Regions from separate parts of the Mus musculus genome. Here region 1 is linked to region 2. The links are chromatin loops, found by intact Hi-C in ENCODE. Cell type or tissue: left cerebral cortex. All regions are shown on one strand.

What was found. Hi-C counts contacts between places; a loop is a spot of excess contacts. Peaks named below come from ENCODE experiments on the same cell type or tissue, not always from the same donor. Only the 100,000 strongest peaks of a DNase experiment are listed, where the experiment ranks them.
Region 1: it touches region 2 in a loop (5-fold over the local background); 2 of 42 quality-filtered maps call a loop at or near these places.

The regions. Positions count from the first base shown.
Region 1 is chr9:102,490,072-102,498,071 of GRCm38, reverse strand. No RefSeq gene overlaps it. Among named protein-coding and RNA genes, the nearest start is that of Ky, 12 kb to the left of the region's middle. In left cerebral cortex, a CTCF peak has its summit at 5,467 (motif pointing left); DNase peaks (open chromatin) are centred at 1,346, 2,188, 3,402 and 5,809; H3K27ac peaks cover 1,108 bases.
Region 2 is chr9:101,442,664-101,450,663 of GRCm38, reverse strand. It overlaps the pseudogene Gm5161. Among named protein-coding and RNA genes, the nearest start is that of Gm24638, 54 kb to the right of the region's middle. In left cerebral cortex, no CTCF peak of the experiment used is centred here; DNase peaks (open chromatin) are centred at 4,165 and 4,741; H3K27ac peaks cover 1,665 bases.

The DNA of each region.
Region 1 (8,000 bases), 1.0 Mb before region 2:
ACTGCAGACTCAGGCTTGGCGTGTCCCTAGGGCAGAGTGTCTAATAGGAGCCATGGGTATTTTTAGTCTCACGTGTGCAGGCGCAGGACAGGGTGAGCTGGGTAGGAATGACTAATAAGCCATGGTCCTTATCAAGTTGGGAAAGATGACATGAGGGCTGGAAAGCACAGGCTGGGACTTTTCATGGGTCTTGTTTTTTTTGGAGAACTCTCTTTACATAATTCACATGGAAAGATTGGGGTCAGGGTGATTATAGATAGCCCTGGCTGCAGAAACCTGGAAATGGTGTATGCTCAGTGCCTGCAACTCACCAGCTCCTCTATACAGGCCTGCCCTGCCCTGGTGGAGAAGAGTGGGGGGCAGGAACTGTTGTTGGTTCAGACTAGGGTCCTTCAAAAGACCAACATCAGAGGTTTTCTGCGTGGTCCAAGCAAGCACAGGCGAGGGCTGAGTGGTGTCACCCGTTATTATGAGTTTACAGATGAAGAGAGGCTAGGTCAAAGAGGTCCAGGGACCAGTTAAGGTCACCCACCTGGGAAGCGGCAGAGCTGGTGTGCACCTTCTCAGCTCAGATGAGCACGTACCACTGCTTTCTCGTAGCAACAGCTGGCTGTGTCTAGGATGCCTTGCTCATTTTCTTTAGCCCGCAAACATTTGCTCTGCCAACTCTGTGTCAAAGACTGCATGACTGGATTGGGCAGGGAGGGTGATACCATGCCTGCTCTCAAGGACCTCTGGATTTACTGAGGCCTCTCATAGGAGTGTCAGCCTAGCTGAACCTCCATGTGGCTGGAATCCAAGCTCACCCTGGGGAGAAGTCTGGTTGGCTGGTGTCCAGACTTAGGTGCTGAGCCTGAGGACAGCAGCATCTCCACTGGTACGTTCAGTTATCCGTCTCCAGGGCAACTTTTGAGGGCTGGGAAGGTGTCTGGGGAAGGGCAAGTGTGCTCTCCACCCATGCCTGTGCTCTGAGCTTTGTGGTACATGGAGCCTGGGGCAGGGACCAATAAGTGAGGTCTTGGGCAAAACTGCAAATGGAGGCAGCATCCACACCCACCACCCACCACCGTCAGTCACCACCACCCCAAGTTTGTGCTGTGACAGCAATGGCAAACAGGATGTGACAAGGATTGAGGTGAAAGTATTAGAGAGAGTTCCTTGAAGCCTTCTTGTCTTGGCCCAAAGCCAACTTGGCATGTGACTGCAGCCATCTGTTTCTCCATCCTCCTATCCCTCCTCTTCAATACTTGGGTACCACATATTCGCATCTATCCATTTCACTTAGCTGTTAATGTACCCATCCCTACATCTCTATGTAGACACAGGTCCTCAACCCATCTGCCAGTTCTATCCTTGTATCCATTCTATCTAACCCAATCCATTCACCCACACATTCATCATCTGTCCATCTGTCCTCCATCCCCATCCAATCACAACCCCTTCATTCCATCTGGAACCAGACATTATGTTCTAGGTCTGCGTTGGATGCCTGGGAACACAAAGATGAATGAGTCCCTCTCTGTAGTTGACCTAGAAAATTGTGTGCAGCTCCACTTAGAAAGGCAACAGAGCTTATTGGGGCCTCAGAGGCTCACTGAGGATCTGGATGGAGTGAAATAGAGGCGGATGAGGGGGGATTAATTAGGATGCTCAGGACTCTCTGGAAGGATTGAGATGGGGAAGAAAGGAAGGCAGGCAGGCAGGAAGGAAGGATGGAAGGCAGGCAGGCAAGAAGGTTTGAGAAGAGTGTCAGTTATGGCCTGAGCATTTGTGTTCTTTCAACTCCTAATCATATATTGAAATCCTAATCATCAGTGTGATAGTGATGGCAGGTGGGTCTTTGGAAGATGATTCAGTTATGAATGGTATTAGTATCCTTAGCAAACTATCCCAGATGAGCGTGTAAGGACAGAAGGAGAAAGTGCCATCTCTAACACAGGAAGTAGGCCTTCCAGATGGTAAATTTTCTGAGATCCTGATCTTTGACGTCTCAGTTTCTAGAACTATGAGAATTTTTCCCCCCTAATATATAGGCTTCCCAGTTAATGGTATTTTGTTATAGCCGTTATGACTAGAAAAGGAGAAACATGTTTTGGGGCTTGCTCTATGCGGCGCCCTGTGCCAGGTGCTTTTACTTGGTCTTGAATGTTTTCCAACAGACGTTTCAAGTAGCTAACACATTTCGCTCATGGAGCAGGGCTCAGAGAAGTCGTTGTGGAATGTGCACAGATGTGTGAAGAACAGTACTGGGTTGCACAGGCTTGCTAATATAGGACACCAGAATGAGGGTTTGAGACAAACATCTAGGGCAGATGGAAAACATGCTACCTGGCAGGAACTTCTGGACTGCACTGCTCAGGGTAGATATAGAGAGGAACCAAGGAGTCTACCGGCTCAAGCAGCACCATATGGGAAGGAGGTTAGAGAGCACGCATAGCTGTTGGAGTCCAGTACCTGATTGTTCCATGTTGGCCATGGCATTGGAACACCCCTTCGTGGTTGCAGCAGACCCAGAGATCAGCTAGACTGTCGCTGCCTGGAACATACCAGCTGATGTTGGGTCAGATCTGGGGGCATCCACACAACAGCTTCAATATCTACCCTTGCTTTTCTGACTGTGGATGTCCTCCTGTGGGTGGGGTGGGAAGGAGAAGGGCAGGGCCTCCTCCTACCTCCCTTGCACGAGACTGTCACTCAGGCCTCCACCAAGACCTGAGCCTAGGTCATAGCTTTCTGCTGACACATGATTCCTGAATTTTCTAGGTTCATACCTAATTTTTATTGCTTGATCCCCAAACTATCTCCAGTCATTCAAATAAGTATCTAAGGGTCAACGATTGACATCCTCTGTCCTGAAGCTAAGTATTTCCAAATGGTCAGGTAGGTAGCCCAAGAAACTACAGGCTTCGGGACCATATCAGGGTAAAGGCTGGGATAAGGTGCAGTTGCATTTGTACGGACAGGTGCCTTCTCACAGCCGTAGAGACGGTTCTACTGGGGCTGTGGTGGAAGCTGGGAGAGGGAGGAGTGTCAATGCTAATGAGTGGGTTTTAAATTGGATACACCTCACCCACTCCAGGCCTGCTACTACCCATCCCCAAACCACAAATCTTCAATTCTCTGAGTTCAATTCTTTAAACCTACGTGTTTTACTTTTGCCCATTCTGAGCGGAATTAGGGTAAAGCAAGAGAGGTGCCTACACATGGGTGGGTTCTTGGTCTGATAGACTCATTCCTGATGTACAAGCTCCCCAGGGGAGCCAGGAGGGGAGATGTAGGAAAGGGGAATGAAAGGCCCGAGTTACCTCAGCTGTCGCGTCCTTCCGCCCCAGCTCGCCCCTCAGCATGGCCGGCCACCCACCTGCCAGCTCAGCTGTCCTCCTTGCTCACCGTGTAATCCCTGCCAGGAAGAGAGGAGGGAAACATGAGCCGGGGTTGCACCCACTGTATCCTGCCATCCTGTCCTTCCTCCAACTAGGAGGGGGGTGACTAGGGTGGGGACAGGGGAGGACAGGCCTGGGGAAGAGCTCCCAGGCCCAACTGCCTCTGGCTGCTGCAGGGCAGGCAGCTCGTAGGGTGTGGGTGCATGGCAGCTGCAGGACCCAAGCCTTCCTCCTGGAGGCTGCACATCGGTCCACTTGGCCTCCTGCAGCTCACACTTGCGAGGTGGGGCCAGCCCAGTGGTTCTCAATTATCCCCTTTGCACCTCTGTATCAGGGGGGCTCCTGATAGGGGCTTTTGCTTTGTATCCTACAAGATTTCTTTGGATTCCTACAAGACCATCTAGGAAGGACAAGGTGGAAGTATCTGCATTTCCAGGCTAGTTGCAGCCTCAGCCTTCTTGGGTAAACCAGGAGCATCTTACTCACTGCCCACATAGATGAGAGATAGGAAGAGGAGCATATGCCTTGTATTGAATAGGGCATGGGTGACATCAGACTGTCCTTGAACCTGGGGCAGGACTGCAGGGGGATGGCAGGCGTGCGGCCACAGATGCTCACCTTCCCCTCAGAGCATCTACTGTGTGGATATGGGAAGAACAGGGGTGCAAGCAGGCCACACAGCAGCATCTCCCTTTGGTATCTCAGGTGTACTAGAGTGCAGGAGTGTGTGTCAGGGATTTGTAACAGGGCCCTTTCTAGAGATGATCCTGCCTGTCTGTTTATGTTTTAGAGAACAAGTGTTCTGGTGTATGATAGGTATTGCTTTATGGCAATTCACATGTGCGTGTGTGTGTGATGTATGTGTGTGTGTGTGTGTGTGTGTGTGTGTGATGTATGTGTGTGTGATATGTGTATATGTGTACCTACATGGGTGCAGCTAGGCTACCTGAACTTCAGGACCCTTCAGGTGGTGGGGGCACAGCTAGAGCCATGGCGGGGTGAGGGTACCAGCTTCTCACTGGATACTGCAGTGTTCTTTAGGGCTTGCCCTCAGGGCACCTAAACAAGGCCACTCTAGCTCCGCCATGCAGGTCCAGGAGAAATCAGGCAGGGGCTTGGGGGTATTTGAGCAGCCTGGTTTCATCTCTTATGTTCCGATATGGGAGGCTGGTGATAGGACACAGGCCCAGGGCATCGCAACTACTGTGGCCATGGGTCACAGATGATTGTTGCCTCCAGGTGCTTCCTCTGGGCCTGGCAAGGCCTACTGGGTACAAAACTTCCCACTGTCCTTCTTTAGCCCACTCCTGGCTTCTGGCCCCTACAGCAGCCATTGCGCAAGCAAGGCAGGGAGCTGGCCACTCACAGGGTTACCCAAGGCAGGCCGAGATTAGACAGGGCCAGGCCCTGAATCACTGGTGACAGTGACTTGTTTGTGGCAGGACCGTTTGCACTCCCCAGGTGGTCTCTGACAAGCTGCCACCGAGGGAGGAGCCTCAGTGATGACAGGGGCCTCTGGCCAAAGCCTAATGGCCATCTGTTCCCAGTCACCAGCCTGGAAGCCTCCAGGGAGGGAGGAGACAGGGAAGGGACAGGGAAACTCAGAGACACAGGGAGAAAGACACACACAGAGCAGGAAGACAGATCCATGGATAGGCTCAGGAAGAGCAGAGAGGGAGAGAAGTGGGGAGGAAGAAGAGGAAAGGAGAAGGGAGAGAGGAGAGAGGGAGGATGAAGGAGAGAGGGAGAGAGAGGGGAGAGGGAGAGGGAGAGGAAGAAGAGAGGGAGAGAAGATAGAGGGAGAGGGAGGGGAGAGGGATGCGGTAGTGAGTGAGAAGGAGAAAGAGCTGACAGGGGTCCTGAAATAGGAGTAGGGAGAGAAAGATAAAGGGACAGAATCAGAGAATGAGACATGCAGACAGAGAGTGATGGAGATAGGAGAGAGATCCTTAAGATGAGAGGCAGAGGTCACTTGGGCAGAGAGGCCAAGAATCCTCTGAGACAGGTGAAGAGTGGGCTGCATTCTGTGGTGGGGGTGGGCTGGGGTAGCCCTGCTCTCAGCACGCCCCCTGGTGGAAAGGATGCTCTCGAACTCATCCCTTCTGCCTCAGCACGCCAAGCGACTATGTCACGTGGCAGCCTCTACCCGCAGGCACCAGCAATCAGCCAGTGGTTGTCAGGTGTTGATGGGCAGCAGAATCAGTTCTAGCATCTAAGCTGTGCTCTAGAATCTGACTCTAGTCGGGCTGAGGCCAGGAGCCTGCATGGACAGCGTGCTCCTAGAAGGCTCTGTGGGAAGGGAGGGATAGAACTACCGGTAGATACACCCCACTCCCTCACCAGGATTGGTCCTCCCTCCCTCCCTCCCTCCTTCCTTCCTTCCTTCAAGCCTTCTCATCCCAACCTGTGAAGTCCCTGAGTAGGTGAGGGTTGGGCTGGAGCCAGAGCAAGGAGGGATCTGAATTGAGTTCTTCAATGAGTGGGCAGCTTCTCCATCATTTGTTTCATTCGTCTGCAACCACCAGAATGGGATGGGATGCGGGATGCTCTCTCTGCCCTTGCACAGGCAGGTGGGCAGCATCACCTTAGAGGTCTTGACTCAGTCCCAGTACTATGTGCAGTGGGGTAGGTCAGCGACAGCACATGTTTGCTGGACTCTGCTGAGCCTTGCTTTGTTTCATTCTCTTAAGTAGACCATGGATCATTATTGAGCCAACCTCAGAGGTGAAGCAGTGAGGGCCAGAGATGACAGGTAACATGGCCAAGGTCTCAGAGAAAATAAACAGCAGAATTCAGGTCTGTCTGACCCTAAAACCTACGTTCTCTATTCTCTTCTCCATCTCTGCCTCTCTAAGTGGCTCTGTTACATCCCAGGCTAAGAGTCCAAATCCAGCTTCTAGCCCAGGCAGTCACCTTCCCATTAAATCCCAGCTAAAGGTGTTCTGTGAGCTGCTGGCAGTTAGACATTGTAGGCATCCTTCCTGTTAGGGCCTGAGGCAAATTCCTATGCTAATACTTTTTGAGAGAAATGGAGGGAGGGGAGAGAGAGAGAGAGAGAGAGAGAGAGAGAGAGGAGAAACTGCATTTCAGTGAGCCTGAGGTCCTGAGTAGAGGCATTACAGGAGGCACAGCACTAACATCCAGCTCTTTAATATGTGGTAGTTTCCACACAAAAACTTATGAGCTGTGGGTTAAAATGGTGTCCTGCATCTGGCCTGCCACAGGGCTAGGGCTGCTTGTGGAGGTGGACACGGGAAGTTTGACTGCAAAGGTGTCAGGCTGTGAGAAGACTCAGGACCCAGCTCCAGGGGTGGGGAAGCACAGTCTGAGGTCTCTGCATGGAGGCCGAGGACGGCACTGCAGATGTTGCTGAGTGCTGAGAATGGAGTGTGGGTCTGCGCTTGGTTTGGTGGCGTTCATGTCTGGGAGGCAGGGAGACCTTCCGAGAGATTAGACAAAGCTCTTTAGAGGAAGACCTGCTCCATTGCTCTAGCATGGTGCATCTGGATGAGAAGAGGCAGTTCATAGTTTTAAGGCGTTTATTGTAGAAAGGCAGAGAAAGGGAGAGAGTAGAGCAGTAGAGGCCGGCCATGGCCACGTGGAGAGAGAGGGGAAGGGAAGGCAGATAGGGAGCAAGGGAGCAAGAGCAAGAGAATAAGAGAGCGAGGAGGGCGCAAACAGCCCCTTTTATAGTGGGCCAGGCCTACCTGGTTGTTGCTGGGTAACTGTGGGGAGGAGCATACCTGGTTGTTGCCAGGTAACTGTGGGGGTGGAGTCCAGACAGAATACCAGGAGCTTGGGATGTTGCCCTATGTGACTGATGGCCACAGAATTACGGAGCTAGCGCCTCGAGCATGGCAAACTTCCTTCTGTCCCTTGCAGAGTTATCTGCTGGGACTCCAGGGTTTAAACCTAGCTCAACTAGAAAACAGTCTGCCTTTCACGGTCCCACAACGAGCATTGTTTTAGTTTGGGTTTCTATTGCTATGATGAAATATCATGACCAAAGCAACTCGGGGAGGAAAGAATTGAGTCAACCCATGCTTCTACATCCCAGTTCATCATCAAGGGAAGACAGGACCGGAACTCAAGCAGGGCCTGCTGTAGAGGCCATGGAGAGTACAGCTTATTGGCTTGCTCCTCGTGGCTTGCTTAGCCCGCTTATAGCATGTAGGACTACCAGCCTAGGGATAGCACCACCCACAGTGGGCTGGGCCCTTCCCTCATCAGTTACTAATTAAGAAAATGCCTTATAGCTGGATCTTATGGAGGCACCTCATTAAGGTGCCCTCCTCTCAGATAACTCTAGTGCGTGTCAAGTTGACCTAACATTATTCAGGACAATCCTCTCCACTACTATCTCTACCACCACCACCATCACGACCACCACCACCACCACCACCACCACCACCACCACCACCACCACCACTATCCTTCATCACCTGTACCATCCGTTCCTCTGCACCATCTCTAACATCTTCCCCTCTCACATACTACATGCCCACCCCCAAAAAATGTCTACATACCAAAGCAGTAAGAAGATAAAGGGACGAGGAGTGGTGTAGGTAGAGGAACACAAGTCACAGATTTGGTGAAGAAACCTTCCTTCTTCATCGG
Region 2 (8,000 bases):
GGAGACACCACATCCATCGGCCCTGCCTCTAAGTCCTCATTGTGTGTTGCCTTGGGGTTTTCATTCCAGAATAAGAAGATTAAAGAGATCCACCCTCCATGTGCTCAGAACTTATTCTACAAACGTTGTATTTTTCTGGTTACCAAATCAGCTTCATCACTTCAAGCCCAATTAGGACCTGGCCTCAGTCATCACAGCGGATCCTCAGTTTCCATCCTCGGTTCAGCAATGGTCCTTACCTCCCCTGAGTAATAGGTACCAGGCATGAAGACTTGCACTAGTTAACAGGAGAAGGGAAGGTAGCCAGAGGAGCATGCACAGGAAATGCCTGGGTTGCATGGCTTGCATGTGCACACATTCCACAGAGCACACACCAGTCTGCAGCCAGTGCTCCATGTTTGCCCTTCTCAAATCACCCATATGGAACTCTATAGAGGACCTTCAAGTTGGAGCTTGAAGGTTGGGCAAAAATCTGGTGTGAGAATATCCCAAGTGGAAATGGATATGCCGGAGGCAAAGGCAAGAGCTGTGCCCCAGACTCAGCCGAAACAGTTTGTGCAGGCAAGGAGGAGAAAGGAATCTTGATGGTGCAGGCTAAGGTGGAGAGAAACAATGTAACTGAACGCAAGAGGAAGGAGCTGGAGGTTCAGTTCAAAGGGAATGGGCAGCCACCGCAGGCTCCCAAGAGACGGGACAGCTTAAGAAGGATCTCCTGGAAAAAACAAGAGTATTTAAAAATTACTTATGTGCTAAGGGGATGCCAATCCTAACATCTGGGCTAAAACCCAAACTGAATATTTTAATTGAGAAGTCAAAATATTTGAAACCAGAACTCATAGAGAACACACCTTAAACCTCTTGCTCTAGATTCTTCCACATCAACACTTCCAAAAGCAGTAACGCATAGTATTCGTTCCAAAAAAAAGGAAGGCTGGCGTAACTAAAGCAAAACAACATGAGAGCGGAAGTTAGGAGGCCGAAGAAAGGGTTTTGAGCTTTAGAGTTCTTATTGCTATTACAGAAGACCCAGGTTCATTTCTCAGCTCCCACATGGTGGCTCACAATGGCTTACAACCTCAGTACCAGGGGATCTGATGCCCTCTTCTCTCCTCTTCAGGTACACAAGTTATGCAATACATACATCAGGCAAAACACTAAAAGATACACAAAAATAAAAAGTAATAAATAGTTTACCCGACTTCCTCTTGGAAGAAAGAGCCCTGAGCAGAGCCCATCAGCCCTTTGGAACAAAGAATTTGGGAAACTTAGGGCTAAAGTCACTTTTTCCTCCTCTTTAAGCCTTACCTGAACATCTCACACCATGGCAGTTCCCGAGACCCGTCCCAACCACACTATTTATATCAACAGTCTCAACGAGAAGATCAAGAAAGATGAGCTCAAGAAGTCCCCGTATGCCATCTTCTCCCAGTTTGGCCAGATCCTGGATATCCTGGTGTCTCAGAGCCTGAAGATGAGGGGCCAGTCCTTCGTCATCTTCAAGGAGGTCAGCAGCACCATCAACGCCCTGCGCTCCATGCAGGGCTTCCCCTTCTACGGCAAGCCCATGCATATCCAGTACGCAAAGACTGACTCGGACATCATTGCCAAGATGAAGGGCACCTTTGTGGAGAGAGATCGCAAACGAGAGAAGAGGAAGCCCAAGAGTCAGGAGAAACCTGCTGTCAAAAAAGGCTGTTCAGGGTGGGGCAGTGCCCCCGTGGTGGGTGCTGTCCAGCCTGTACCGGGCATGCCACCGATGCCTCAGGCACCCCGTGTTATGCACCACATGCCAGGACAGCCTCCCTACATGCGACCACCTGGCATGATCCTGCCACCAGGCCTCCCTCCTGGCCAGATCCCCTCTAGGGCCATGCCCCCACAGCAGCTCATACCTGGGCAGATGCCGCATGCGCAGCCTCTCTCCGAGAATCCACCCAATCACATCCTGTTCCTCACCAACCTGCCTGAGGAGACCAACGAGCTCATGCTCTCCATGCTTTTCACCCAGTTCCCTGGCTTCAAGGAGGTGCGTCTGGTCCCTGGGCGCCATGACATCGACTTCGTGGAGTTTGACAATGAAGTGCAGGCTGGAGCAGCACGAGATGTCCTGCAAGGCTTTAAGATCACACAGAACAATGCTATGAAGATCTCTTTTGCCAAGAAGTAGCACCTTCCCCTATGGAGTACCCCAGTCCCCTCCCCCATTCTTTGGCTCAGTCCCTGAAGGTAAGTCCCCCTTGGGGGCCTTCTCAGAGCCGTGTGAGTGTGTGGTTGCCACACAGCATTGTACCCAGAGTCTGTCCCCAGAAATTGCACCTGGCGCTGTTAGGTTGTGATTAAAGTGAGTTTTTGAGGTTTGGGTTTTTTTTGTTTTTTTTTTTTAAAGGTAATAAATACATAAAAAGTAAATGTTTTTTTTTAAATAGTAGCTAGCTATAGGCCAGAAATTAAATTATATATAAATATCCTATTCCTTAATCCTTTCAAAAATCTGTGTGGTAAACGTTATTAATATCTCCATTTTACAGATGATAATTTGAGGCAGGTGTTATGACTAAACTGTTTACAGTATATAGAAGGAACGCAGGTTCATCCTGCTCTCTCAAGTCAGAGTTCCTAACCATAGAAACCAGTATATGTTATAGCTTAGAAAGACCAAGTAAAATGAAATTCACCATTTTCTCTCCTACAGGCATGCTCAGGCTTGCCATTCATTCTCCCCGACCACCACCACTTCAGCTGAGATATACTGGACACACCAATAAGCAATCTAATACATTACCTCTCCCTCTATCACCTGCTTCAGGACAGGAGGCCTCATAGTGAACACCAGGAATCAGGGCAGAAGCAGAGAGATGAACGGAGGCATCAGAGTCATGGTGGCCTTCTCATCCAGAAGAAGAGGAAGGAGGCGGGGAGTAGCTGAGCTCAGGGAGTAGCTGAGCTTTCACTTACTTCTCCAGGCCATCAATCTTTGTCTGTCTTTGTGGCCAGGGCCAAGAATTCTTCCTATGATCCCAGACCAAAGGAGTCGTCCCAAAAAAATCCCAGACCAAAGGCCACGGAAAGGAACCAGACTGGCCATGGGCGGTTGGAGCAGGTGCTATTTGCTGTATACCGAGTAAAAGATGTCAGTATTTTAGTTACCAGTCCTAGAAATCATCACATTCTTGCTCTACTAAGCTTCTTGAACATCCCAAAGCCCATTTTTTCTGGATCTGTTTGGGTTGATAGGACCATTCTAGGATCTCAGCAGGACAGATCTCAGCATCTCCGTCTGGAATTCAAACAGTAAGTACAGGAGCTGCTTCTAGAAGATCTGATCCAGCACTCACAGGGTTACCACAAGAATGAGGTTCTTTCCAGAGCCAAGATTCGTCCCCACTGGTCTCACCGCCTTACAGGAAGCAGAGGTCATAAGGGGTCTTGCTGCCTTACAGGAAGCAAAGATCATAAGGGGTGTGAATTTCTACCCAGACTTGCCTCCTCATTTCTCAGTGGCACTCTCTCAGATAAGCGGTACCCACCTCACAAGCAGGATGTGAAGACCTAAGAGACAATTCCTCAGTGTCCTTCCTCCTCACACCCAACAGGAAGTGACCACTCACAGCTCTGACCCTTCTCTGAGCCAGCTCACCTTCACTGACCTCTCAGCTCCTTCACATCCCAAAGCATCAGTCTTAAACAACTTTCCCTCCTGAGAAGCATGGGGGAAAGAGAAGTAAGAAAGCCAGCCACAGACTGGGCTGAGATTGAAGGCCAGAAGCCTTATTCTGAGCAATAACTGAAAGCTAAGAAACAGGGATTGTGCCTGTCCTCTCAGCATCCACCCATCCCTTCAGTACCACCATCCCCAAGTGGGCCCCTATGTGTGGTGCTAAGCCTGGCTCCTCTGCTTAGAGATGAGCAGGTGGCCTGGGATGTCAATCAAACATTCTATCCTGTGGACCACAGTGATTAGTTCAGGGATGGACACATGACCTAAGCTTTTCAGTGGGATTCAATTTGGGTTTTTATGCAAATACAAGTAAAAAGTTTTCTTTTCAGTAGGCTTGAAGTTAGGAGTTTGTGAAGCTGAGGATTCAAGCTGGGGACCATCACATGGACAGAGTCTACACACGGTCCAACAGCAAGGATAATGGAGCTGAGATTAGAAATGGCAGCCTCCCAATAGCACTGCCTGAGTCCCTGAAGGCAGCCAAAGCAGACTATGAGTTACATGTGTGCTAAAGCAAACATATATACTTAACTAGTTAAGTGCATTACATAAACGCACATCTGAGTCACCACTGCACAATGTGTTGGGGAGGGGGGTAGGGACAAATGCTACTTATGCACAGGTGAGAAGAAAAATGTTAAAAACCTTTCATCAACAATTTTCTGATATAACAGAACTCCCCTTTGCAAATACACACACCATTGCAAACTGCCCTGACACATCCTACACACATACCCATGCCCCCTACACATATTATCCATGTCCCACATACACACATGTGCATACGTGTGCTACCTAACCATGTTGTACATCATCCATACCACACACATACACAGCTCCGGCTTTGGGTATCTCATTGCTTCCGTCCCAGTGCCAGGGCCCCACCCACAGTTCTCTTCCCAGCATCCCCCCCCCCGACTTGCTGCCTGCCATGCCTTCCTCTCCCTCAGCCATACAGAACAAAGCTGCTCTCTCAGAAAGCTGTCTGTGACTCATCCCATCCCATCCCTGCCAAGTTTCCATCACCAGTTGGCTATTTTATGCTTCCAGAAGGAATAATTTGCATTTGCACCCTGCATGGGTTTGTACATGTTTGAACATTTTTTAAGAGGCAGCATATTGAGGAGGGTGAGGAAGTTGGGCTGCGTTCAAATCCAGCTGCACCTTAATCTACTGTGAGAATCCTTATGATCCGTGGATTCCTTATCTGTGGGCCAGGGGATCTTACCACAAGCCTCCTTCCTTCCCTGGGAGCTCACAGAGAATGGAGGGATGGCTCCTTCAGTTGTGAAGATCAGAAGGACCTGCCAGTATATTATAATATTCTCAGACTTCTACCCCAGCCCTCTTGCCCAACCCACTGTCTAGGCCATTTCTTCTGTTTGTTGTACTGTTGGCTGTCCAGTAGTAACTGACTCAGACCCTACCCTCTGTGAGTTGAGAGCCTTGGGAGTTACCAACTCCCAGCCACCAGCAGTGTCAGAAGGCTGAATTTCAATCTTACATCTGTTTAGGTGGGTCCCTTGCAGTATGACACACTCAAGGAAGCCGGAAAGAGAAACTTTCAATGTTGGCCTTTAACAGACCTCACCCTTGGCTTTCCATGGAGGAGTTAGGAACTGCTAATCTAGACAGAGAAATATGCCAAATGATTTTTGCCTAAAGTGAGGTAATCACAGTGCTAACTGGACATATAAAGACATCAACAATCCATCACAAGGATTATGGGAGGGACCAGATCAACTGGTGTTCCCCAAGAAGACTGCAACAATGAGACAAGGTTTCTTTGTCTTCCATGCTAGAGAAGGGGCAGGCCAGATACAAAAAGTACGCAGCTGATAGACACTACGGGCTGAAATATGTCCAGTTAGCACTGTGATTACCTCGCCCTGCCCACTTCTCTGCTCAGAGGAGGTCACACAGAGAAAGGGAAGCAACTGAGCCCATCTGTGTAAAGAAATGTGACATTATGTCATATATAAGAACTGGGAGGGGGTTACTATCACAGTAGGTTTGGGTAAGAAAAGCAATGCTTGAACTGAGCCAGAAGTTGGAGGTTGGTGACCATGGATGGAACAGAAAGAAATATAAAATTAAAAGATGGCCTGTCTGTGGTAATTTGAATGAGAACAGCCCCACAGACCCCTAGGGACTGGCACTGTAAGGAGGTGTGGCCTTGTTGGAGTAGGTGTAGTGTTGTTGGAGGAAGTGTGTCACTGGGCTTTGAGGTCAGGCCTAGTGTCACTCTCTCTTCCTACTGCCTGCTGATCCAGATGTAGAACTCTGAGCCTCTTCTCCAGCACCATGTCTGCCTGCCTGCTGCCATGCTTCCTGCCATGCTGATAATGAACTGAACCTCTGAATTGCAAGTGAGCACCATTTAACTGCTTTCCTTTATAAGAGCTGCTGTGGTCCTGGAGTCTCTTCACAGCAATAGAAGCCCTAACTAAGACACTGTCTATACTGAAATTCATCTAATCTGCCAGGTAGAAATTAAGAGATGAGGAAAAGGGAAAGGACGTCAAACGCAATACAGGAGCAAAATTAAGTGAAGATTGGCAAGTAGATCATGATGACCAGAGCAGAGTCCAGTAAAGAGAAGGAGCAGAGGGTCCTGGCCCCTGGATGCTCCACTGAGAGGAACACACTTCATCCTGCAAGCAATGGCAGGAGCCCCTAAAAAAGGCCCCTGATGTGATCATGGGCAGATTCTTCCAATGGAAGAATCTGAGAAATAAAACAGCTAGGACTTCACAGAAGAAAGCATCCGAAAGGAGACAAGGAGCTGGCGGAGGAGACCTCGGAAAGAGCTCTCCTCTCAACTCACCTCCATAGCTAAAGCCACTCTGTCTCTTTCCTTCTTCTTTTACCTCACACGTGTTGATTCTTCTTGGAAGTCCTATCTAGATCACTCTTCTGGCCTCTCCTCTCTCTGTGAGCCCTAGGGAACCAGCAGCAATAGCATCATTTGAGGACTTGGTAGAGATGTAAGTTCTTGGGTCCAATATCGGGCCTGTTGGATTAGAAACTGTGCGGGTGAGACCAGTGATGCTGCTTCAGTGATCTCTCCATCATTCTGATTCTCAGTCAAGTCAGAGGACAACTTAGGTTTAGTTGGGAGGGAGGGGAACAGAGAGGGACAAAGAAGGAGCTGGAAATGTAGCTGAGTTTGTAGTTTTCTCCTAACATGCTTGAAGCCCTGGGTTCCATCTCCACACACTGAATTTGGTGGTACACACCTTTAATCCCAGCACTGAGGATACGAAGGCAAGAGGATCAGAAGTTCAAGGTCACCCTCCACTGTTTAGCAAGGTCAAGGTCGGCCAGGGACACATGAGAAACTGTGTCTTGTTCTGTTTTGCTTTTAAAGAAGAAGGGGTTTTTTTAAAGGAGGAAAGGAAAAGGCAGAAATGAAAAAGAAAGAAAACATGGTCCCAGCACAAAGCAGTTGAATCAAAATTTCCAAGCATAGCCCGTGGTGAGAGATTTATAATGTGTACTCCGGTCTGAAAAACCTGCTGACCTAGTGCAGGTACTTTTCTGACTTTAATGGTCCCCCATGAACCCCTGGGGACCTTGTTAAAGGTGGAAATGCAGATGATTCTACTTTTCTGACTAGGAACTAGCTGTGCCACTGGTCTGAAGACCCCAGTGCACTTGGTCGTAATCTCACTGAGTCTGAGACAGTTGGAGGTCTTGCTTTCATACACCTTCTCCAGAAGTCCCTGACTTAGTGTCCATCTCAGACGAGAGTTTGGTTCTTGCCTCCCCTTGTGGGTAGAAATGTCCAGGGAAGAACCACCTCCTGCTCCCCCTCCCTCTTCACTCATCCTGAGACAGTCTGCCCACATTCTTGCTTCCTATCTCCTGGGACCATCATCCACAAAACCTGTAAGAGCATTCCCACCTGGCACTTGTCTAGCTGGTAGCTCTGAACCGAAACCTACAAGCCCACATATATTTCTGTCAACTTTCATCTTAGTGGTTTCAAACCCCATGCTAGCCTGCCATAATCACTTTGAACCATTCTACATCTTGGTGGTAGAGTTTTCTTAGCCAGTTCTCTATTATCCACGAATTCAAAAACCATTGTATGAGGTCTGCGGTAATTACACAACCCTGGACTGGGGACTCAGAAGGGAGGCTCGGCCTTAATTTGACTATAAGAAGGTCTGCAACTTCTCTGGTCCTCACCGTGCAGACTCTGTGGTTCAAATGTCTACAAATCATAAACCATTTAAGCATTTAGGATGTAAACGCAAACATCTTAGTTTAAAACCTT